Linked DNA regions of Homo sapiens: regions 2 and 3 are each linked to region 1. The links are chromatin loops, found by intact Hi-C in ENCODE. Cell type or tissue: mammary epithelial cell. All regions are shown on one strand.

Region 1 (8,000 bases):
CTAAGGATGGAAGAGTCATAATTGGAAAGAGCCTGGGTACCTGAATCACTGTATGGAGGAAAATCACTTGCTGAGCAGGAACATCCTCATTGGACTAGCTATGTGGGTGAGAAAGAACCTTGGAATTTGAATGTTTATTTGCTACAGCATAACCTTAACAAAGTGCTGGTATTGAGTGCTAGTATTTTTGGCTGCACATTTGAAAGGATTAATTTGCATGTGTAGTAATTACACTATTATACTGATGACACCTCAGCATAGTGTCATTGTTTGAGCAGAACTACTTACTGCCCTGGTCACTCTTTTAGATACTTATGAAGCAAAGTTCACACAGGTCTTAGCAAATGCATAGTGTCATTGTTTCTTGATGTGTATCAAGCTGTGCCCTGTACCACATGGAAACCTGTGAAAACCCAGCTCAACATTCTGTCTGCCCAGACACCATGTCAACAGCATGAATCATAGTTGTATAAACTTTACCTACCAATTGCAATACCTTGGGAAGGAGTCTTAGCACTTCTTCCTGCCTCCTCAGTTGAGAATCACTGATTTACAGTGATCTGGTCAAGACTTTTTGCTGGCAATCCAAAAAGGAAGACAAACCAACCAACCCAGGTATGGCTGTATTAGTAGCCCCTAAATAGGGAAATCCTATAATTTGTTAAACATTTCCCATATTTTTTTGAACATTTCGGTTGTTTCTAATTTTTTACTGTCAAAGCTAACTATATATCAGAGACTACTTTTGAATAAATATATCTGCCCTCATGTTTGTTTCCTTATGATATGTTTCTATCAGGACCTATCTTTTTTCACTTATTTATGTGGATTTTAAGGGACAAGTAGGAATAAGCCCCATTGTGTGGGGGCAGACAGGAGGGAAAGGCATGTGCCTGATGGAGTTGTGAGGTACTATGTCTGTGCCAGGAACTACCTGCTGTTCTGCATGAGGAGAGTGCAGCGTCCTTTAGAGTCTTGGATGGGGATGAGTCTTGAGAGAAGGTGTCTTTCCTGGGGTGCCTGAGATATTCTGCTAAGGAGTTTCCTAAGGTAATAAGAGCCGCTAAAGAATGTGAAAAAGGGCATTATTAGCTGCATGGCTCTGGGCAATTCATTTCACCACTATGAACCTGGGTCTCCACCTATCTTCTGGGATGATGGAAAAGACTGAACCATCTAATGAACTTGAAGCCATCCAGCTCAGCAAGCAGCAGGTTCTGGAAGGCAGATCCCCACCTCCTCTGTGTGATCTCCCACTCTGTGGAGGGGCAGTTGTCAGGAAGCCAAACAGGGCTCTTCTGTCACCCAGGGTTTTTAGTGTGTGTGATTCGTGAATGCCTTTCAGCAGACTTCTGTCTAGGGTACTGGGAGGACTCCACCAAGGCTGTGCTTGCTGTGCTAACATATCTCTTGGAGCTGCAGAAGCTGAAGAAGTGTAGCTTTTTAAATTTGTTTTTAAAAATAGGATAGCTGTTAGATTGGGGTCGAAAACCACCTGTCTTCTCCTACAGGTGAGCTGCAAATTCTAACAATTATAATCTATCAAATATTTACTGTGTACCTACTAATTCCTGGCATGTTATGGGTCCTGGAGATATGTCAATGACTAAGACAAATTTCTGCACTCACAGGCCTTACATTATAGTGGGAAATGATGCAGGCAACCCCCAAAGTGGAGCTTAGCCCACTGGGTTCTTGGCTTTGCCTAGGAAATTCAAGGGCAAGCCAGAGGTAGAAGAAAACAGCTTTAGTGAAGAGGCAGTGTTATAGCTCCATGAGTACTCCTACAGAGCAGGGCTACCCAGTAGGCACAGAGCAGCAGCTCAGGGCAGTTTTGCAGTTGTATTTATATAACCCACTTTTAATTGCATGCAGATTAAGGGGTGGTTTAATGCAGAAATTTCTAGGGAAGGGGTAGTAGATTTTGGGTCATTGGGGCATTGCCATGGAAAGGGGTAGTAACTGCCCAGATATTGCCATGGCAATGGTAAATTGACATGGCACACTAATGGGCATGTCTGATTGAAAGCTGCTTTTGCCCAAGCCCTGTTTTAGCTAGTCCTCAATCTGATCTGGTGTCTGAGCTCCGCCTCTGGCATCAAGTCCCACCTCCTACCTCAGGAAGGCAAATAAAATAGAAATAGAGGGGAAAATGAAACTAATACAAAAATTTGGTAAGTTTATAATGAGTGCCATCATGGGAAATCAAGAGTCTGAGTGAGAGAATTGAAGGGACCCATTTTAGGTAGGAAATCAGGAAAGACTTCTCTGAGAAGGGGATACTTAAATCCAGCCTTAGAGGAGGAAGAGAAACTAGGATTGCAAATAAAGGAGGGGTGGGAGGAAGTGTCCTAAGGGGAGGAAAAAGCCCATGAAAAGGCCCAGAGATGAGGAGAAGCTGGGTCTGTTAGAGGAATTGAAAAACCACTAGTGTGTCTGAAGCAAGGCAAGTGTGACATGGGATGAGGCCGAGAGGGAGTACAGCTGAGCTACAGGGATCTGGTCAACCCTTTTTGTTGGTAATGGAAAAAATAAAACAATTATGTAATATAGTGGTTGTAAGTGCAGACTCTGGAGTTTCAGACAGGCTTGGGAGGAAATCACGTTTTCTCTGCCCCTCATTAGCTGTGTGATCTTGGACATGTCCTTTTCCAAGGAGAAGACAACTTACTCTTCACCTTCAGTGAAGTGATCAGGCAGAACGGAATGCTAGCTTGTCTGAATCCCAGTGTTTGGCACTCGGGGAGAACTCTGCAAGACATGACCTGCCTATCATGGACTGTGGTCTGCCAGACTGATAGGGTGCATTTCTCCTCTCTTCATTAAAACTTGAGAGCAAGTGGTGTTCCAGGCAAACATTTGGATGCTGTGTCAAAGGGAAACAGTTACTGAAGCCACAGATACTCTTTGTTCATTGATGATACTGGAATGTGGCTGGGGAGAGCTCAGACCCACAGAAATTGGACTCTGTGGGGCCCCAGTGACTCAAACCCCTTGTGAAATGCTGGCTGCTTGGTATGAACTGACGCCTCAACAATGTTAGCAGCAGCTAGCTCTGGGGTTTCTGGGCAGTCCTATTGGCTGAAAGCTGGGGAGGCTGCCATAAGGCTTTCTGGAAATATTTAAAATGGACAATTTACTGGGAAAGGGTGTGTTCTTGCTTTGTAGCTAATGCTGTGGGACCCTCTGGTGGCCACAGTGGGAATAGCTTGACAGTGGGGTTTACTTTCTCTTGAGTGGCCCAGGCAGGAAATCCTTGGCTGGAAACCAGAGGATTGAATATGGGGCTGGAAAGATTACCTAGTTGGCTTGAGATGGAGGCTGTGATTTAGGTTGACATCCTACCCCATTTTCTCTTGCTTTTGGCAGCATTTCTCTGGGCTTGAGCAGTGAGAAAAGTAATGCTCTGTGTACAAGACGCCAAAAAAAAATATATATATATATATATATATAGGTGAAAATAGGTTGTTAAGTTGAACTAGTGTCTGGTACCATATGGACCAAAACCTCAGTTTGAGCATAGGATTCCACCAGTTTTATTGGTTGACTTTTAAGTGAATTCATTCTAACAGCTTTGAGCACAGATATTCTGAAAGCTAAAGTGCTTAGCTGTTGGAGGATGTACTGGCTGGTAATTAGTGGGGCATCTGTGAGGTCTTGTATCATGTGACCAATGTATGGTCATATGACCAACATATGGCCATTTGATAGAAGAACACAAATGGGCTGGACACGGCTCATGCCTGTAATCTCAGCACTTTGGGAGGCCGAGGCAGGCAGATCACCTGAGGTCAGGAGTTCAAGACCAGCCTGACCAACATAGTGAAACCCTGTGTCTACTAAAAATACAAAATTAGCTTGGTGTGGTGGTGCATGCCTGTAATCCCAGTTACTTGAGAGGCTGAGGCAGGAGAATCACTTGAACCCAGGAGGCGGAGGTTGCAGTGAGCCGAGATCGCACCACTGCACTCCAGCCTGGAGACAGAGCGAGACTCTGCCAAAAACAAACAAACAAACAAACAAACAAAACAAAAAAACCCCCACAAACATACTCCAAGTCTTCTTGTTAAAAATTAACACAATAATTTTATATTCTATGAAGTTCTGTCTCATATGTTATCTTATTTGTTTCTTATGATCACTCCAAGAAATATTTTAGGTCGATTAGTGCTATGATTATAGTAATAATTATTGTGGTTTATGTATATTATCTGTAAATCTAACAAAAGCCCTGTAAAATAGATAGCCAGTCTGTTTTCAGATGTGGAAAGGAAGCTCAGAGAGGCTACATAACTTCCCTAAGGGCATTGATATAGTCCTATTGGAACCCAGATAAGCTTAGTCTCAAAGCCTCCCCTCTTGTCACCACCCGACTCTGCCTTACTCTTGGTAGAACCACAGCGATGACAGCTGCTTGGGAACATAACCACAATCTGGGCAGGAACATGAGAAGTGTTCACAACCAGCACTGAGGTGAGGTAGCATGTGTGGGCAGTGCTGCACGGGGGACTTCAGAACAGCAGGCTCCCTCTTGGCTGGACTCTTAAGAATAACTTCATGGGTGACATAGGATTTGAAGTGAGATTTGTAGGTTGGGTCAGATTTGATAGGCTTGATTGAGCATATGGGACAGGGGCTGAGAGAAGAGTAGTCCTGGGGGAGGAGTAACACGAGGGAAGATGCCAAGGGGAGTATGCACAGGACACACTGGAGGAACAGCAAGAGTGGCTAGAAAGAGGGATTGGGTGAGGGATGAGGGCTAGATTATTGATGCTTTTGAATTCCAGGCTAAAAAATTGACCACTCTGCAATGAAACCTAAGCTTTTTTTTTCTGGCTTCTGATTCTCTCTCAAAATTTACCAGTCTCTGGAGCCGCTTGTGTCTTTAAGCAGAGATCATCCTATAGCCCTCAGCTCTTCCCAGCCTCCTTCTCCTTTGATCACTGTGTTGGTAGACACAGTGAAATCATAGAGGGAGGGACCACGGCCAGCTGTGGAGGAGAGAGCAGCTGTGATGTGAGAATGGGGTGAAGCTGGGAGAAAATGAGGGCCAGGAGATGAGGGAGGCCCACCCTGGAATGATGGTGGCAAGGGTGGATGAGAAGGTACAGATTTGAGAGAAAGAACAGGAAGAATCTGCAGGCTACTGCTACTGAGCTCTTGGCCATAGGGAGAGGAAGGAGCAGAACTGCCAGAAGTTTTCAGACCTGGACACCTTGTGCTCTGGTGCCTGCCAAATGCAGGGAGGAGCACTGGTTTGGGAAGGAAGGTGCAGACTAAGCTGCTAAGCTGCTGGTGGGGTTTCTTAGGTGAAAACAACCTGCTTTGTGATTAGTCTTAAGTTGTTTGCCCCACCCCTGACGTGGTGACCTGCAAGGAAGGGTGTGTAGACACTGGTTCTCTCAGTTGTCGGTTCATAGATAACTCTTTCCTGGGCAACACTCTATGGCTCCCTGCACAGCTTACAGTCAGGCTGGAACTCTGGCAGGATGTCTGGCTCCAGCATAGTTTTCCCCAGCCAGGCTCAGCCATCTAGTGGTGAGGGCATTAGATTGGGAGTCTGTCATTTGGCTGTAGCTGCTGGGCTGGGTGCTGTGGGGAATGCACAGATGAAGGCGGCATGGTCCTTCCGTTTGAGGAATTCACACTCCAGGTGAGGAGACAAGTGGTGATGGAAGGCAGTGAAAGGAGGCCAGAAGGTAGACATACTGGCTGGGGACAGATTGTAGGACCAGACAGCCGCTAGGATTTGGCCAGATGTGATTTCCACCATGAAGCCTCCCCAACCTCACCTAGACTGGGGTTGGGTGTTGCTCCTTTAGCCTCTCGTGGCCCTTATCATAGAGTAGGGAAATTGCCTATCTGCTCATTTGTCTCCCTTGATGCTTGTTGGTTCATTGGGGAGAGATTTCTCTTGGTGTGTTGTGTGTTCTGAGCAGAGTATGCTCTCAGTGGATTTTGGCAGGAACCATAAATCAGTGATCAACACAGGATGATAAGAAGAGTGGTCCTGAGGCATCTGAGGAAGGGAAGAGTGCAATGATGGAAGTGTCCCTATAGCCCACATCAGCCTGAGCATGCTCAGTTTCTCTTTTTTGAAAAACATGACTTAAAATTTATCATCTATTCCAGCAAAGAAATGAGTTAAAATGTTTTAAAACACATTCAAACTTTTTAGCTTAATCTGTTCTTAAACCATAACAGTAAATACATTATCCGTGACTGTTGTGAAGGTCTATTCCTGATAGAAAAGCTTCCTGGTATGAGACACCTGTCCATCAACTTGACCCGACACATGATCATGCATATTTTTTCTTGTTACTATTTCATGGTGGCAGCTGTGGTGAAGTGGAAGGCAGATTAGACAATCGATTTGAGCTCTGGTTCTCTCATTCATTAGCTTTGTGACCTAAGGCAAGTCACTTAACCTCCCTGCACATATTTCTTCATATTCAAAATGAATATGAATATATATATATATATATATATATATAATAACGACTATTTGAGAAACCCATTATATTTTACAAATCCATTTTTTTGTATACAGATGTTCCGCAGCTTATGATGGGGTTATGTCCAGGTAAACTCATCATAAATTGAAAGTATTGTAAATTGAAAATTCAGCCCAGAGACTTTTTGGTAAAGAATCACCAATATTTAAAGTCTGAAACTTTGTGGTTGTGTATTGCTTTCGCAACATCAGAAAGTCAAAAAGTCTTTGTTAAGTTGAACCATTGTAGGTTAGGGATTGTCTGTATTTATTCAGGTACTTGCTGAGTGCCAACTCTATGCCTGGCACTACCTAAACACTGTGGATACAGAAATAAAGATACAGTCCCTGCCTTTGGAATCCCAGTCTAACAGGGCAGGAAGACAAATAAAGCAACACTTACTTCTTATTATCATGGCCGAGGTGACTCTGATTGTTGCTGGAGTGCAGAACAGAAAGCAGAGATATCTGGACCTTATGGGGTGTTAGGGAGGCTTCCTGGAGGAGGAGGTACTTAAAGATAATCTTGACAGATAAGTAAGAGCCAAAGAAAATCTTGACAGATAAGTAAGAGCCAGTCAAGGAAGGTGAGGAAAATGAAGTAAGGGAGAAGCCCCTGGAGAAATACAGATGATTTGGAGGTTTGTAGGTGCGTGGGGTGTGTGTTCGGAGGCTGCAGGAGATCAGGACATGGAAACCACAAAGGGCCAGATCACTAAGAGCCTCCGATGCTGAATAAAGACATTTGAGCCTTATTTTGAGTGAGGAGACATTGAAAGTTTAACACTTATATATTTATATTTCTGATTATAAAGTTACTGAGTATCCGCTGAGAGAAAAATGAAAAATACAGAAACATATAAAGAAAAAAGGGATATCCAGAGACAACCATTGTGCATATTTTGGTAAATACACTTGGTGATATATATATAGCACTATAGCTCCATAGCTATAGATATGGCCATATGTCTATATCACCAAATATCTATCTATCTGTATATAGATATAACTAGATATCCTGGCTACTTAAGGTGTAGTCTGAAGTGACATGGTTCACCTGCCAGTATAATGGTTTAAGAGACTGGCCACTTTTGAAAGCCCCTCATGTTTCTCATTCCGATATCTTCTAGGATTAAAAATTTATAGGCCACAATTGAATAATTCTTGGTTACCCAGGACCTTGTGGCGGATGCCTTCTTTCACTGAGCATTCATGGGGCGCCTATAAGGTGCCAGACCCTACTCTGTGATAGGGATCCCATTGTAAGCAAATCTCAGGTCACTGCCCCATGGAGCCCACCTCTGTAGGGATCGAAAGTGGGCAGAGATATAGGGGCACAGCCAGTTTGTGTCCTTCCCAGGTGCATGCCTACTGGGTCCTGGGGGACTGGAAGCAAGTGCAAGCAGTGAAATACTCTGAAGCAAGGCATTAGCTGGGCATGGTGGCACATGTCTGTGGTCCCAGCTCCTCGGGAGGCTGAGGTGGGAGGATCACCTGAGCTTGGGAA
Region 2 (8,000 bases), 110 kb before region 1:
TATCATCATATCTTAGATCCCTGAGGTCTAAATCTTATTTATTGTTTCTGTTGATAGTCACCCTTGGTAGTTTCTTTCCTTGTGTATTTGGTACAGGATCTACTTGTTTTGAAGGAGGAATGTCCTTTAGCATTTCTTGTTTGCCATGTTGCATGAAGAAATCGAATCAGGAGCTTCTCAACTCATGTGTCATGAATGGGTCATTGGCATGCTGAGATATTTACCCTTTCAGCTGGCTTGTCATCACTAGTTTGACCTGCTTTGTCTATTTATCTTAATGTGCTAGGCACAAGGAAATAAATCAAGTGGGATATTTGGATCAGAGGGCTGGAAATTATTTGAAATCATTAAGGAATAATCTTGCTTCTTAAAGGAAGTAAGGTAGATTAAGGCATCTGATGATTAATTGACACTGCAAATTATTTTCAATTAAAATATAATCCCAGGTTGTTACCTGTAGCATCTTGAAGGACTGTCAAGTAATCATATTAAATTTAATATTATTACTATTATTATGAACCTAAATAACTGTATACAAAAAAACAGAGAGTGATAAATATTAAATTCTAAACTACTTATAAAATCCAATACTTTATTCTGGTCTTTAGTCATCAACTAACAGAAGACAATGGAGGCTGTGTGTTGTAGTGAAGAGCATCAGATTTGGTGTCATAAGATGTGAGTTCTAATTCTGACTAAATTGCTCTCTATCCATATGACTTCAGGTAAAACTTCTTTTCAGTATGTTTTCCAATTGTGGGGAACAAATGAACAGCAATGCAACTGATTTTTGTGGATGGTTTATTGGGTGGGACAAACACTAAGCATAGAGTTTGGCAGGTTCTGTTTCCCATTTTGCATTTGAGTATGTGCTTAAGACACAAACACTTTTTGAGATAAACAGCAATCTAAATACTTTGTTTCAGCTTGTTTTCAAAGTAACCGTTTACATTTATTTTTTTAGGAACGATGTTATACTTCATTATTCAACTTTATTTGAACATGGAAAAATATTTTTAAAAACATGGGACATGGAAAAATATAAAAAATTTAATTTTTAATATATTCTTTAACATGTTAAGAAAACCCAGATTTCTAGAATCTAATTTATAGTTATAACTAATATGAAATATTGACCATCTGTAAATATGTCAACTTTCCCCAAATTAATCTCTAGAATCAATGTAATTGCTATTAAAATTGTTAAAAGGAGGTACAATGACAATCTGGGTTTAAAGGTTAAAAATCTAAGGCACAACTAGGAATAGAAAGAAACTCTCTCAACATAATAAAGGCTATTTATGAAAACCCTACAACTAACATCATGCTGAATGGTAAAAGACTAAAACCTTTTCATTTAAGATCAGAAACAAGACAAGGATGCCCACTTTTGCCACTTCTATTCTACATGGTACTAGAAGTCCTAGCCAGAGCAATTAGGCAAGAAAAAGAAATCAAAGGTATTCAAATTGGAAAGGAAGAAGTACAAAGATCTGTTTACAAATGACATGACTTTGTATATAGAAAATCCTAAAGATTCCACAAAAACCTGTTAGAATGAATAAACAAATTCAGCAAAGCTGCAAGATGTAAAATCAACACAGAAAAAGCAGTTGCATTTCTATACACAAACAATGACTAATCCAAAAAGGAAATTAAGAAAACAATTAAGGCCAGGTGCAGTGACTCACATCTGTAATCCCAGCACTTTGGCAGGCCAAGGCAGGCGGATCACTTGAGGCCAGGAGTTTGAGATCAGCCTGGCCAACAAAGTGAAACACTGTCTCTACTGAAAATACAAAAAATTAGCCAGCTGTGGTGGTGCATGCCTGTAATACCAGCTACTTGGCAGGCTGAGGCATGAGAATAGCTTGAACCTGGGAAGTGGATGTTGCAATGAGCTGAGATCATGCCACCACACTCCAGCCTGAGCAATAAAGTGAGACTTTGTCTCAAAATAATAATAATAATAATAAAAAAATTAAAAATAAAAAAATCAAAAAGAATAAAATACATAGGAATAAACTTAACCAAAGAGCAAAAGTCTTATACACTGAAAACTACAAAACATTGATGAAAAAAATTAAAGACACAAATAAATGGAAAGACATCTGTGCCTGTGGACTGAAAAGACTCGGTGTTTTGTGTGTGTGTGTGTGTTTTTGTTGTTGTTGTTTTTTTTACAGTTGGGGTCTTGTTGCCCACCCTGGAGTGCAGTGGCATGATCCTAGCTCACTGTAGCCTTGAACTCCTGGGCTCAAGCAATCCTCTCAAGAAGCTAGGACTACAGACGTGCACTGCTGGGCCCAGCTAAATTTTTAAAAAATTAATTTTGTTATGTAGTAGATGTTGGTGCTCCACCCAGAGCCCCTTGGATCCTTTCTTCACTTGTTTTGGTTATTTTCTCTAGAGTCTGCTTTGCTCAAACACAGAGACCCTTAGAAGTACTTGGAAATTTATGGTCCCTGGGATGGCCCTGATCCTATGACCAATACATGCGAGAGTATAAAGACTCTAGCTCCCTCATCTGAGATGGAGACAATTCTGAGGCATAAATTTCATTCTAGAGCTCTCTTGTATGATCTGGCTAAAGCTATGCTTTGCTGGACTTTTGAGAGTTCAGCCTTGGTTGACACTTCTTCATCTTCCCCGTCCTGCTTCTCCCACTCCCTTGCTAGTCTCCTCTGGGAGCACTTCCTTAATAATCACTTGAACACAAATTATGGTGTCAAGATCTGCAACTGGGAACCTGACTTAACAACACCTAAGGATAAATAGAGAATTACTGTGAATTTACCTTTTATAATTGATGTTGAGATTGGCAGTCATGACGATTCCCCCAGCCATCATTGCACACATACCAACAGTAGCATCAATCATGGTTGCAATGGCACCTCCATGAATGAATCTAGTTACAACAGGAGTGGAGGAGAAATGTTTTCAGAAGTTCTGAAGATAGAGAGCCTCTTGAAAGAGAAAAATTATCCAAGCATCTTCACACTATTTACTTATGAAAGGTCCACTTAGCCCATGTTCAGTGTACTGAATGCCAAATACTATCTATGTCCCCAACTTTGTTTTGTTCACAGCATAATAATATAGTCTTAAGTATTTGTAATAAAACCAGAACTTAATAGTAACCAGATCGCAAGCAAGCAAAAAGCTAAAATGTAATTTAGAAAATTTATATTATGTTTTTATTATTAGTCAAGTGTGGTGTCATGTGCCTGTAGTTCTGGCTACTCGGGAGACTGAGGTGAGAGGATTGCTTGAGCCCAGGAGTTCGAGGCTGCAGTGAGCTATGATTATGCCACTGCACTTCAGCCTGGGCAAAGGAGCAAGGCCTTGTCTCACAAAACAAAACAAACTATACATATTCATTGTTTAGAAATGTAGGTAATGCAAATATGAAAAAAAAGAAAAAAATTTAGGACCCATAATACTACCCACCTAGTCAGTGACAAGCCACTGTTAACACATTAATGATATGCTCTCAAATTATACTCTATTGCCCTATGCCCTATAATATTATAATGCTCATATATAAAAATATTTAATCAATATTAATAATATAGATAAGATGTCCTTTAATAATGTATTATAAACATCTTTCCATGTCAATAAATATACATCTATGTGACCATTTGAAAATCTTTATTGTAGTCCATGTACAGGACACATGGGGGCAGTGTAAGATAAAAATCTTTTAGATCCACACTTTCAGGCTATCATTCTTACCCAGGTGGTCCTTCCAGGTAAGGGCCTCCTTGAAATAAGCAAACCATCCTTTTCTCAATGTCATTGTAGAACATCACGTATTCAAAGCCCAGGCCATCATCAAAGCTTCTGGTGAAGAGCTGGGCCTGTGACATTTGTTCTTCTTTCATAAGCTTTGGGTCTATAGAAAATGAGGTGGATGGCAAATGAGAAACAAGGGTGAGAGAAATGCCATGGCAGAGCCAAGCACCTGTACCCTGCTAGAATCACATGTCAATAGATGATTGATTCAAATGTCCACAGGGTGCAAAATTGAAAGGAATGGGAGCGTCTCAATGAAACAGAAGATAGGATCTTTGCCCTTGTGGAATTAACAGTCCAACTGGGGACAGAGTAAACAGACATGAAATCAAAATGAAGTACCCACACATGGCAATCAGGAATATAGTATATAAACGCTAACAATATACTGAATAAAATGGTACGGTAAAGACGGAAATCCTTCTTGGAAGAACTGTGGTTTAAATGCAATTTACAGAAAATAAAAAATGTAACAGAAAGGAGGTTTCCCTGGCAGACATGAGTTGAGTCTGAATCAGCAACAGGGTCAGTTCAGCCCAACACTCAAGTGATTGTGACTCTAAGCCCCCAAAACTGGCAGTGAGAACCATTAGGGTTCATGAAATCAGATTGTGGGTTGTAACCAGGCTTCTTTTTTTTTTTTTTTTTTTTTGACAGAGTTTCACTCTTATTGCCCAGGCTGTAGTGCAATGGCGTGATCTCAGCTCACCGCAACCTCCGCCTCCCGGGTTCAAGCGATTCTCCTGCCTCAGCCTCCTGAGTAGCTGGGATTACAGGCGCCCACCACCACGCCTGACTAATTCTGTATTTTTAGTAGAGACGGGGTTTCTCCGTGTTGGTCAGGCTGGTCTTGAACTCCCGAACTCAGGGATCCGCCTGCCTTGGCCTCCCAAAGTGCTGGGATTATAGGCGTGAGCCACAGCGCCCGGCCATTAACCAGGCTTTAAAAAGAAACAGAACACTTAGTTAACAGAACCATATACTCTGGGTAAGTAATAGTGCACTTGTTTAGACACAGTTTTTTTTCACTTACACAATTGTGAGCAAGTTGGGGGAACTGGATTGAATCAAAATATAGGTCACTTCAAAATAAAGATTGAAAGCCATTGCTCTCAAGAAATAGTGCATTTATCCTTTTGTATCTATTTTAAAATTTAATCCCCCTACTCACCTTTCTTTCATAGCTCATCATGATTTGCCATATATAAAACTGTTTATTTCTATTGAATTTATATTTACAAACGTGGAAAAAGATACAGATGAGAAGATCCAGGAGAAGTGGGGAGAGGGACAGGAAGGATGCATTTGAATTAGGTCATGAGCATCTCAGGGCAGGCACCCTGTCTTTTAGACTTTGCATACCCAACAAATGGCACAGATGTGCACATACTATATACACTTAAGCAGTTGTTGAGTGAATTGATGGTTTAGAAGGACAGACAAGGAACCTTAAAATTGGGGATCAGTATTATGGTGCAGTGGAAAGAACCTTGGCCCGTGAGTTGGGAAAATTAAATTATTGGCCTACCTCTGGCCTAGAACTCACTCTTTTGCACTACACTTTATCCATACAATGAGGAGATAAAACAAAATGAGCTCTAAGATCTCTTCCAACTCTGACATTCCAGGACTTCAGGATAAGATAGGTGTTAAGTGCTTATAATTGTTTTACTTAGGAGTTTGAGATTTCTGGTCTAGATTGGCAAACCTTGAGCTTATTTCATAAAAATGAGAAAAATAAGGTCTGGGTTGAGTTAAAATGTAGGTCATTTCAAAATAAAGACCAAAAGCTACTACTCTCAAGAGGATGTGTTTGTCCTTTGTGATGGTGAAAGAAGTTTGTTGGAAATGCAGAATCTCAGGTTCTACTTCTGACCTTCTGAAGCAGAACTTGCATTTTAACAAGATTCCTAGGTGCTTCATATTCATTTTTAAGTCTGAAAGGCAAGAGTATTTTAAGAAATGGGATAGCACTGAAAATAGCATTGGAATAACATGATGAGATTTGCATTTTGAATCATTCTGACAGTTGAGTGGAAGAAGGGCTTTGAGGAGGATAAGAATGGAGACAGGAGATGAAACTACAAAAATCACAATCACCAAACTTATCTGCTAGATGGGGTGATTTTCTCTAGCAATGCTTAACTATGTGAAAGCCAGTTCAAAGTAAAGATGGCAGATGGTTGGATTCATCCAGGGCTGGGGTTTTCCTAGGTTAGGTGGGCTACAAAAGTTCAGATAGATGAGGGCTATTGGACCATGAGAAAGTAAAGGATTCAATGAACTCAGAAGGTCTTAATGAAATAACAATTGTTTCTGAGGGGCCTTTGAACAAGTAAGCTGCTGAAAGGAAAAATGCTGTCATCAGAAAACAGGATGTTTAAATGTATGCATTTGGAGGCTGTGTACTGTCTGAAGATAAGGCTCGAGATGTTCATGGCAGTGTGTGGCTGGGGCTGGGGGATAAGAAAAGTTCATAGGTGATGAGGAAGCACATAAACTGAGGAGCCACTGTGTAGATGCTCGAGTTGCTGAGGATGCTGAATGGAGTTGGGTAGATAGCGGACCAGCTGCTGAAATACTCAACACTGAGGGAGAGGTTGACAGATGACAGCAACAAGGAGGAGAAGAAGAGGAGGGTGACAAAGTTAGATGGTATAAACTCAAAGAAACAGAGGTTTTTTGTTTTTGTTTTTTTTTGAGACAGAATCTTGCTCTGTCACCCAGGCTTGTCTCAAACTCCTGGCCTCAAGTGATCTGCCACTTTGGCCTCCCAAAGTGTTGAGCCACTGTGCCCAGCCCAGAGGGCTTTTTAAGATGAGGGGAAGTAATGGTTTGAAAACAAGTGTGGGTAGCAAAGAGGATCTCAAACTCCTCTTGATTCTGAGAGGGTCAAATTTTAGTCAAGAGCGAATGAGGGTTGGATGAAGAAATGAGCAAAATGTAGGAATGGAACCCTGGAAAACATTGACATTTAAGGAGCAAGTAGAAGGAGGAGGGAAGATTGGTCTGAAAGGTTTATGAAAGCCAAAAGAAAATGTTTCAATGAGAATGAGACAGGGAGGTCTAGTACAGTAAGTGCTGAAGAATGCACACTGAATTTGGCACTTCCGTCACTAGTGGCTTCAATGAAGACATTTCAGTAGAGCTGTGAGGGTAGAAGCCAGATTGTGCTGGGATAAGGACAGTCAGTTGTGTGATGTGCTAACAGTTGGAAGAGAATAAGTAATACAAACTACACATTTTTCCTCTTCATTTATAAAACAGAATAATTCTTCCCTCGAGATATATCAGAGATTCTGCAAAGAAACTTAAGAACTCTATAATTTTTCTTGATTAGTTTTATTTTTGTTTTATTCATTCCTTCAGCAAATACTAAAGTATCTACCATGAGGAAACTGAGGCACAGAAAGGTAAAGTGCCTTGCTCAAAGTTGCACAGCTTTAAATTGTGGAACCAGAATTTGAACCCAGGCACTAAATTTCAACCATTTAATTAAGAAGTTGTCAACTTCTGGATGGTCTCTAAAGCTGAGAGACTGCATGAGATTACCAATGGAGTGTGGAGAAGAGAGGAGTACTAAGGACTGAGACTTGAGGGCACCCCAACATGAAGGGTTTGAGGATGGGGAAGAGCCAGCCCAAGAAACTGAAAAGGAGGCACCAGTGAAGTGGAGAATGTGGTGTCCTAGAAGTTATGTTCAAACAGAAAGGAGTCAACAGCTGTGCCAAAAGCTGAGAGGTTAGCGGACTCAGCAACATGAAGGTCACTGGTACCTTTGGCAAGAGCTGTTTTGAGGGAGTGGGTTCAAGATAGGCTGGGCACAGTGGCTCATGCCTGTAATCCCCGCACTTTGGGAGGCCAAGGTGGGGCAGATCACTTGAATTTAGGAGTTCGAGACCAGCCCGGCCAACATTGTGAAACCCTGTCTCTATTAAAAATATAAAAATAAGCTGGGTGTGGTGGCATGCACCTGTAATCCCAGCTACTTGAGAGGTTGAGGTGGGAGAATCACTTGAACCCGGGAGGAGGAGGTTGCAGTGAGCCGAGGTCACGCCACTGCATTCCAGCCTGAGTGACTCAGTGAGACTCATTCTCAAAACCAAAAACAAAAAAAACAAAAAAACAACAAAACAAAAAAACCCAAAACAAAAGAGAGAGAGAGAGAGAGACTGGGAAGAGAGAAATGCAGTTGTGGCATG
Region 3 (8,000 bases), 410 kb before region 1:
TTAGAGACAGGGCTTCACCACGTTGGCCAGGCTGGTCTTGAACTCTTGACCTCAAGTGATTTGCCTGCCTCGGCCTCCCAAAGTGCTGGGATTACAGGGATGAGCCACCACACCCAGCCTGGACTCTAATCTTTAAAGTGAAAGGTCTCCATTAGAGGTTTTTGTTTGTTTTTGTTTAAACTAGTATGTAAGTTCTGTCAAGGCAGGGATTTTTCTTGCCTGTCTTGTTCAACACTGAATCCCTAGTATCTAGAAGAGTGGCCCCTGGCACATAGTAGATGCACAATAAATATTAGTTGAAGAGAAGTTGGAATGAATGAATCACTAGAGTGACATGATAAAATAAGAAGGCTAATCCCAAAGAGGCAAAGAGCATGGATTGAAAAGGTAAAGGCTGGCAGCAAGGAAACAAGTAATAGATGTTAGGGCACCTCCAGGCATGAAGCAATGAGGGGCTGAACTGCGATAATGGCCACTGGACTGGAAAGAAAGGGACTGGTGGTGTGAGAGTCACTGGGAAAGAACTGATAGGCCTTGGTGACTGACCAACTGGTGTAGGAGAAAAGGAGAGGAAATAATGAAAGATAACATCAAAGAAAGTTCCTCATTCTTCAAGACTTAACCTGTGTTCTCTTTCGTGAAGCCCTCCCAGAATTCTCAAGCCTGTGTTGTGTTCCCTTTCTGCTCAACACAGATCATCTGTATTACCCTGTTGTAGGATGTCATAATGTACTGTCTTCCATTATAATTCGGACTTTGCATGTGTTTGTTTCCCCAGAGAGACTGCAAGCTTTTAAAGGTCAGGGATATCTCTAATTCCACAGTGCCTAGCCCTAATAGTGCCACAAAGTAGATGGTTAATACGTGCTTACTGATTTAGAACAAGTTTATTCAATCAAGCCATCCTGGGCCGCGTCAGGATGGCTTTGAATGTGGCCCAATGCAAATTTGTAAACTTTCTTAAAACATTGAGATTCTTTTGCAGTTTTTTTTAAGCTCATTGTCTATTGTTAGTGTTAGTGTATTTTATGTGTAGTCCAAGATAATTCTTCTTCTTCCATTGTGGCCCAGGGAAGTCAAAAGATTGAACAGCCCTGATTTAGAAGAAACCTGTATTTTTTTCATCATAAAGAGGCATTTCTGTTTGTTTTTTTTTTTAAATTATTGTTTTCATTTTCTTTCTTAGTTGGCCCTAGGGAATGAGGAAGAGACAGATTCTGGGACCAATATCCTCCTTACGGGAGAGTCAAATGCCAGCTATTATCATTGCCATCAGCAATAAATAATCTTATTCATGCATTCATTCACTTGTTCTTGTATTCAGTCATTCAACAATAGGGGAATAGTGTAGCATAGAGTTTAAGGAGTTAGCATGGGCTTTGGATCTTGCTCATAATCTTAGATATGTTACTGGCCATACTAGTTTGGAAAAGTTATTTAAGCTCTCTAAGCCTTAATTTCCTAATCTATAAAACCAAAATAATAATGCCTATCTAATAAGAACATTTACCAAGTGCTTACATGCACTGTCATTTAATCCCCATTTTACAGATGAGGGATTGAGACATAGTAAGTCACTTGTCCAAGGATGCACAGGTAGAAAGTGTCAAACCAGTTCTAGGTCATAGGTGATTCGATTCCAGAGCACTTGTGCTTAGTGCCATGCCTGACAATCTCATGGGTGTGGCAGTGGCCAGCACAAAGCCATATGAGGGGATCCTATGTGGCACGTTTGGCATGTAGCACATGCTAAATATGTTAATAATTGTCAATAAGTATTTTTTGGCCCAGCACAGTGGCTCATGCCTATAATCCCAACATTTTGGGAGGCCGAGGCGGGCATTTTACCTGAGGTCAGGAGTTCAAGACCAGCCTGGCCAACATGGTGAAACCCCATCTCTTCCAAAAATACAAAAATTAGCTGGGTGTGGTGGCATGTGCCTGTAATCCCAGTTACTCAGGAGGCTAAGGCAGGAGAATTGCTTGAACCTGGGAGGCAGAGGTTGCAGTGAACTGAGATCACGCCATCGCACTCCAGCCTGGGCAACAAGAGTGAAACTCCATCTCAAAAACAAATAATAAATAAATAATAACTAAATAAATAATTTTTTTTAGCATTCAATGTCAGAGAAGATATAGGGCATGGCTTTGAGGATGTGAAGAGGAAAAGATACACAGACTCTGCTCTCAAGTTGCCACCAGTCTAGTAGTGCCACCAGACACTGGTGTAAACCAAAAATAAAAATCTAAGCCTCCCCAACTATCTGAATGGACCCGTCTTCTCAGCCAAGGGCATTCCAAAGTTAACCTGAAAAACTAGTTCAGGTCCTGATTAGAAGCAGGAGCTGGACATACCTCATCATAACCCTCATCCCTTTTGGAATTACTGATGGAACAGACTCTTTAAGTCTGATAAGAAACATTTACAATCTATTGTTTCTGAAGCCTGCTACCTGGAGGCTTCATCTGTATGATAGAAGGTTGGTCTCACAATCCCTTATCTTGACTCAGATATTCCTTTCTATTGATTCTAATTCTATTGATTCCTGACATAGCACTCAGGAGATCCTGAGAACATGTGCCCAAGGTGGTCAGGCCACAACTTGGTTTTACACATTTTAGGGAGACATAAGGCATCAATCAGTACATGTAAGGATGTACATCGGTTTAGTAAAGAAAGGTGGGACAACTGGAAGGGGGTTGGGGGAGCTTCCAGGTCATAGGTAGATTCAAAGCTTTTCTGACTGGCAATTGGTTGAAAGAGTTAAGTTACTGTCTAAAGACTTGGAATCAGCTGGGTGCTTACATGTACTGATTGATGCCTTATGTCTCCCTAAAATGTGTAAAACCAAGTTGTGGCCTGACCACTTTGGGCACATGTTCTCAGGATCTCCTGAGTGCTATGTCACAGGCCATTGGTCCCTCATATTTGACTCAGAATAAATCTCTTCAAATATTCTATAGTTTGTCTCTTTTCATTGACACTTGTATGCCAAGAGGCAGACAATCATAAACTACCACTGCTAAAAGAAACCTTAGAAAGCATCCGATCCAACTCCCTCATTTGACAGATGAGTAAACCGAGGCCCAATGGCGGGGGTGGGGGAGTGAATTACTTTAGGTTGAAATTTGGACAAAAATCTAGATCTACACTGGAGTGCAGTGTCCTTGACCTAAGGAAAGTTCAAAAAGCGGCAGAGAGATGGTCCCTATCCGAGGCCTGCGTGCACTTACAAAGTAGCTTCCTGGGGAAGCAGAAGCGGTTTGGGGAGGGGGCGGGCCAGGGGAGTGGCTGACGGGGAGAGCTCAGCCTTTAGCCAGACCCTCCGGGATCCCCTGGGATCACTTGGCTCACTCGAGTACACAACCCTTTTGCATCTTGTGTACTTCTAAATTTCAAATGGTGACTTCCTCTCCCTTCCCTGTCTTTTAATAAGGGTGTGGGGTAGCGGGGAGATTCTATTCCTGTCTACTTCTCTAACTGTTGCAGGTTCTTAGCTGAAGGACCCAATCTCTCTGATCCTCAGGCTCCTTCAAAACAAAACAAAACAAAACAAAACAAAACAAAACAAAACAAAACGAGAAACCAGAAAAGTAGGGGATGGACTAAGTTCCCTTTTAGCTCTAAAATTCCATGGGTCTTCGGAGGGGAAGACAATGCTTTCAGAGCACGTTTAGCCGGTGAACCTGAAAACGAGGATTTTTTTCATTTGCGAAGTGGAGGTACTCCTGCGCGCCCAGGATGCAGCCACTAGAGGGCAGCAAGTCTTCCAGCACCTGTGCAGGTGGCCGCCGCCGGGCCCCACAGGAAGACAAGCAAGTTGTCTCTTCAGACCTGCCTGGGTCTCTGTAGTTTTCATGTTGTAAATCCTAAACTCAGTTCTTTAGCAAAGAGCAGCCAGCCAAATTAGGATGAGATGAGGGAGCCATTTTGTAAATTAGGCCTAGCACCAGAAGGATAAAAAAAGAGGCCTAAAAAGATACTGGATTCTAGGAAAGCAAATATTTTATGAAAAATTGAAAATGTGTCCGTGTCCTAGTTTAGTCTGCCTTACAGCTCACATCATCAGAGGCAGAGTTTTGAGAAGAACTGGGAGCATTTTAGGCCGGCTGCAGTGGCTCACACCTGTAATCCCAGCACTTTGGGAGGCCGAGGTGGGCGGATCACTTGAGGTCAGGAGTTCAAGACCAGCTTGGGCAACATGGCAAAACCCTGTCTCTACTAAAAATACAAAAAAATTAGCCGGGCATGATGGTGCATGCCTGTAGTCCCAGCTACTTGGGGGGCTGAGGTGGGAGGATCGCTTGAGTCCAGGAGGTTGAGGCTGCAGTGGGCTGAGATCGTGCCACAGCACTCCAGCCTGAGTGACAAAGTTAAACCTTGTCTCAAAACAAACAAACAAACAGACAGACAAAAACAAAAAACAAAAAACAAAACCCAAAAAACAGAAAAGAACTGGGAGCATTTTAAGACTGGTAAAAATTTTGGTAGACTGAAAGGTGATTGAAAAAAAACTAATTTGTAAGGCTCATGTGTTAGACCAGCTTTTCCTAGAGTTCCTTGGGAAGTTTCAGTTCATTTTGCTCATGCTTGTTTGTTTGTTTGTTTGTTTATCTTTGAGACAGAATCTCACTGTGTTGCCCAGACTGGAGTGCAGTGGCGCGATCTTGGCTCACTGCAACCTCCGCCTCCTGGGTTTAAGTGATTCTCCTGCCTCAGCCTCCTGGGTAGCTGGGATTACAGGCACGTGCCACCATGCCTGGCTAATTTTTGTATTTTTAGTAGAGATGGGGTTTCACCACGTTGGTCAGGCTGGTCTCCAACTCCTGACCTCATGATCCACCCACCTCAGCCTCCCAAAGTGCTGAGATTACAGGCATGAGCCACCGCGCCCGGCCTGCTCATGTTTAATAAGCCCTTACTCAGGAAGAATTGGTTCTGGAAGTTTCCAGAAAGTCCACCAAACCATACACTTATTTTTTTTTTTTCTGGAGAGGATGAAATAACCAGAATTATTACATATCCACTGAATAAAAGAGCACCAACCTGGGCTCCTTAAGGGGATAAAAGGAAGGACAGGACAGGTACGGTGGCTCACACCTATAATCCCAGCACTTTCGGAGGCTGAGGCAGATCACTTGAGGTCAGGAGTTCGAGATCAGCCTGGCCAAAATGGCAAAACCTCATCTCTACTAAAAATACAAGAATTAGCCGGGCGTGGTGGTGCATGCCTGAATCCCAGCTACTTGGGAGGCTGAGGCAGGAGAATCGCTTGAACCTGGGAGACGGAGTTTGCAGTGAGCCGAGATGGCACCACTGCACTCCAGCCTGGATGACAGAGGGAGACTCTGTCTCAAAAAAAAAAAAAAAAGGTAGGACAGGAAGCTCAGTGAGGGTGGCAAGGAGGGCTGGGTGCTGGCCTGGCTCATCCTACCATGATGAGGTCAAGTGGCCCCTTCACCTCTCTGAGTCTCGGTTCCCTCCTCTGTCAAATGGCAGGTTCTTCAGAGCTCCAATCAGCAATAATGACATTTCAAATCAACGCAGCTTCCCAAAAGATTCCAGATGACCTGTCCAATGGCCTTTCCAAATGTAGAAGGCCTGGATCCCTTGAGAAGACAGTTCTCACTAGCAGATTATAATCTTGTAGAAGATCTAGAACACTCATGGAACAAAGAGTTAAGGATATCATCTTCATCTAGAAAAATAGTGTTGCTTACTCAGCAGCAATAGGACTAGAACTTCAATTTGTTTTTGCCTTCCTTCTCCCTGGGCCACGGAGGGGTCATGGTCGGGATTAAGCTGCCTGTGGCTTTACTCGTTCAGTCTCATTTCTGGACCTCTGCTACCTTGCCAGTTGTTTCTGAGACACACCATGTCCTTCTTCACCTCTCTGCCTTTCCATGTGTGCTTCCTTCGGCCTGAAATTCTTTTCCCTGCCTTATCCTTCTGAGAAGCTCCTAGTCATCCTTCAAAACCCCACTCAAATGACATCTGTTTGGTGAAGTCTTCTCTGACTCCCCAGAGAATCCCCAGACAGAGTTAATCATCCCTTATCAGGGCTCCCACAGCAGCTGGCACAAAACTTATCACAATGTACACTACTTGTTTGTTTTCATGTCTGCCTCTCCCCCAGGCCTGAGAATTCCTAAGGGAAGGGGTTGATTATTCATCTTCATGTCTGCAGCCCTGGCCCAGTGCCTGGCAGGTAGTAGGGACCCAGTCAGTGCTGGCAGAACTGAAGTAAGTTCTCCTTCCTGTAACCAGCAGAGTGTTTTTCCAGGTGGCTGACCAGGATCACTGAGCAAAAGACAATCACTCCATGAGGCAGCCCTGGGGCACTTGCCTGGCATCAGGAGCTCAACGCAGAGAACTGAATGCTAATGTTTAATGTTTGTGCACTGGAGGGCACACATCATTCAAAATTTGATGGAGGCTGTTTAGAATCTATTTTAATCCCAGAAGATGACATGTAAGGAGAAATTTTCTGATAGTGTGATTAAGCTCTGGGACATGAGTTAAAGGGGTGGTGGGTGTTGCAATGTTGAAGGTCTTTATAGTCTCTGATTTTTTCAGAAAAGACTGTGTGGAGTGAGTAGCTGAAATGTGAATAGATGACCTCTGATTTTAAGGTTATGTAATGGGATTGGATAGGTCTCTTGCTCGCTCTGGGCATTGGACATGGTGTGGGGCTTTGGTAGCTTCAGGTGGAATGACCTGGCCCTCCATGAATGAGTGTTGAGGTTGGACACACGGCTGCCACTTCTCTGTACTGCTCCCCACAGCTTAGCCTCATCTGCAAACTTCGGAGGGATCAGTCCATATGAGTACATATGTGTTGTCAGTAAATAGACTTTTCCAGAGCTGCCAGTATCAGCTGGTGCTCTGTGCTTGTGCTTCTCTTTGGCTCTCTCTGCCTCCTGGTCCCAAAGGCTCTTGGCGTGGATATGGGGATAGCCAGCTGTATTGAAAAAGGATGACTACACAACAAAAGAAGAAAGGTGAGGGTCACCTTCAAGGGGAAAGGTAAGTGGGTGTCATGGTTGATTCCATTCCGTGCTGGGGACTCCCTTGCAGGGCGTTCCTTGGGGGTGGAATTTTTTGACTTGTGCTTTAGTCAAAACAACCATGGGTCTGAGGAAAGAGGAGAGGATGGCACATGAGTAGGACAGAAGTGATCGCTAAGGCTGGGAAATGGCTGTCACTCACATATTAAAATAGCCCAAAAGCCCAACATTAGGGTTATTAGTGAAAATTTTTTCAAGTTTAGCACAATTTTTTTGCTCTATATCTTAAATAGCCTCACCATTGTATTAAACATTTTTTATCGTGGAAAAATATACATAACATAAAATTTACTATTTTAGCCTTTTTTTTTTCTGAGACGGAGTCTCGCTCTGTTGCCCAGGCTGGAGTGCAGTGGCGGGATCTCGGCTCACTGCAAGCTCCGCCTCCCAGGTTCATGCCATTCTCGTGCCTCAGCCTCCCGAGTAGCTGGGACTACAGGCGCCCGCCACCACGCCCGGCTAATTTTTTGTATTTTTAGTAGAGATGGGGTTTCACTGTGTTAGCCAGGATGGTCTCGATCTCCTGATCTCGTGATCTGCCTGCTTCGGCCTCCCAAAGTCCTGGGATTACAGGCGTGAGCCACTGTGCCCGGCCTATTTTAGCCATTTTTAAGCATACAGTTCTGTGGCATTAAGTACATTCACATTGTTGTGCAATCAACACCACCATCTATCTCCAGAACTTTTTCATCTCCCCAACTGAAACTCTGAACTCCTTAAATAACAACTCTCCATTGCCCACTCCTCCTTCCCTCTGGCAACAGCCATTCTACTTTCTGTCTGTATAAATCTGGCTACTCTATGAACCTTATATAAAAGGAGTTATACAATATTTGTCGTTTTGTGACTAGCTTTTTCATTTAGTATAATGTCTTCAAGGTTCATCCATGTTGTAGCATGTGTCTCACTGTTTTTGCTTTTGTTTTGTTTTT

What was found. A loop is a pair of places that touch in the nucleus more often than their neighbours do. Peaks named below come from ENCODE experiments on the same cell type or tissue, not always from the same donor. Only the 100,000 strongest peaks of a DNase experiment are listed, where the experiment ranks them.
Region 2: a loop joins it to region 1, with 6 times the contacts of the local background. A loop is called at or near these places in 30 of 110 quality-filtered maps.
Region 3: a loop joins it to region 1, with 4 times the contacts of the local background. A loop is called at or near these places in 12 of 110 quality-filtered maps.

What each region holds. Positions count from the first base shown.
Region 1 is chr1:151,998,720-152,006,719 of GRCh38, forward strand. No RefSeq gene overlaps it. Among named protein-coding and RNA genes, the nearest start is that of S100A10, 8.9 kb to the left of the region's middle. RefSeq lists a silencer at 254-548. In mammary epithelial cell, CTCF peaks have their summits at 3,189 (motif pointing left) and 5,532 (motif pointing left); DNase peaks (open chromatin) are centred at 102, 422, 2,972 and 4,442; H3K27ac peaks cover 3,890 bases.
Region 2 is chr1:151,885,476-151,893,475 of GRCh38, forward strand. THEM4 (thioesterase superfamily member 4) reads right to left here. Exons shown (of 6, transcript NM_053055.5): 3 at 3,739-3,898; 4 at 2,798-2,908. Among named protein-coding and RNA genes, the nearest start is that of THEM4, 20 kb to the right of the region's middle. In mammary epithelial cell, CTCF peaks have their summits at 3,685 (motif pointing right) and 3,886; DNase peaks (open chromatin) are centred at 196 and 1,776; H3K27ac peaks cover 3,133 bases.
Region 3 is chr1:151,590,581-151,598,580 of GRCh38, forward strand. No RefSeq gene overlaps it. Among named protein-coding and RNA genes, the nearest start is that of SNX27, 17 kb to the right of the region's middle. RefSeq lists enhancers at 3,682-4,182, 4,183-4,683 and a cis regulatory region at 5,662-6,412. In mammary epithelial cell, a CTCF peak has its summit at 3,749 (motif pointing right); DNase peaks (open chromatin) are centred at 3,761 and 6,181.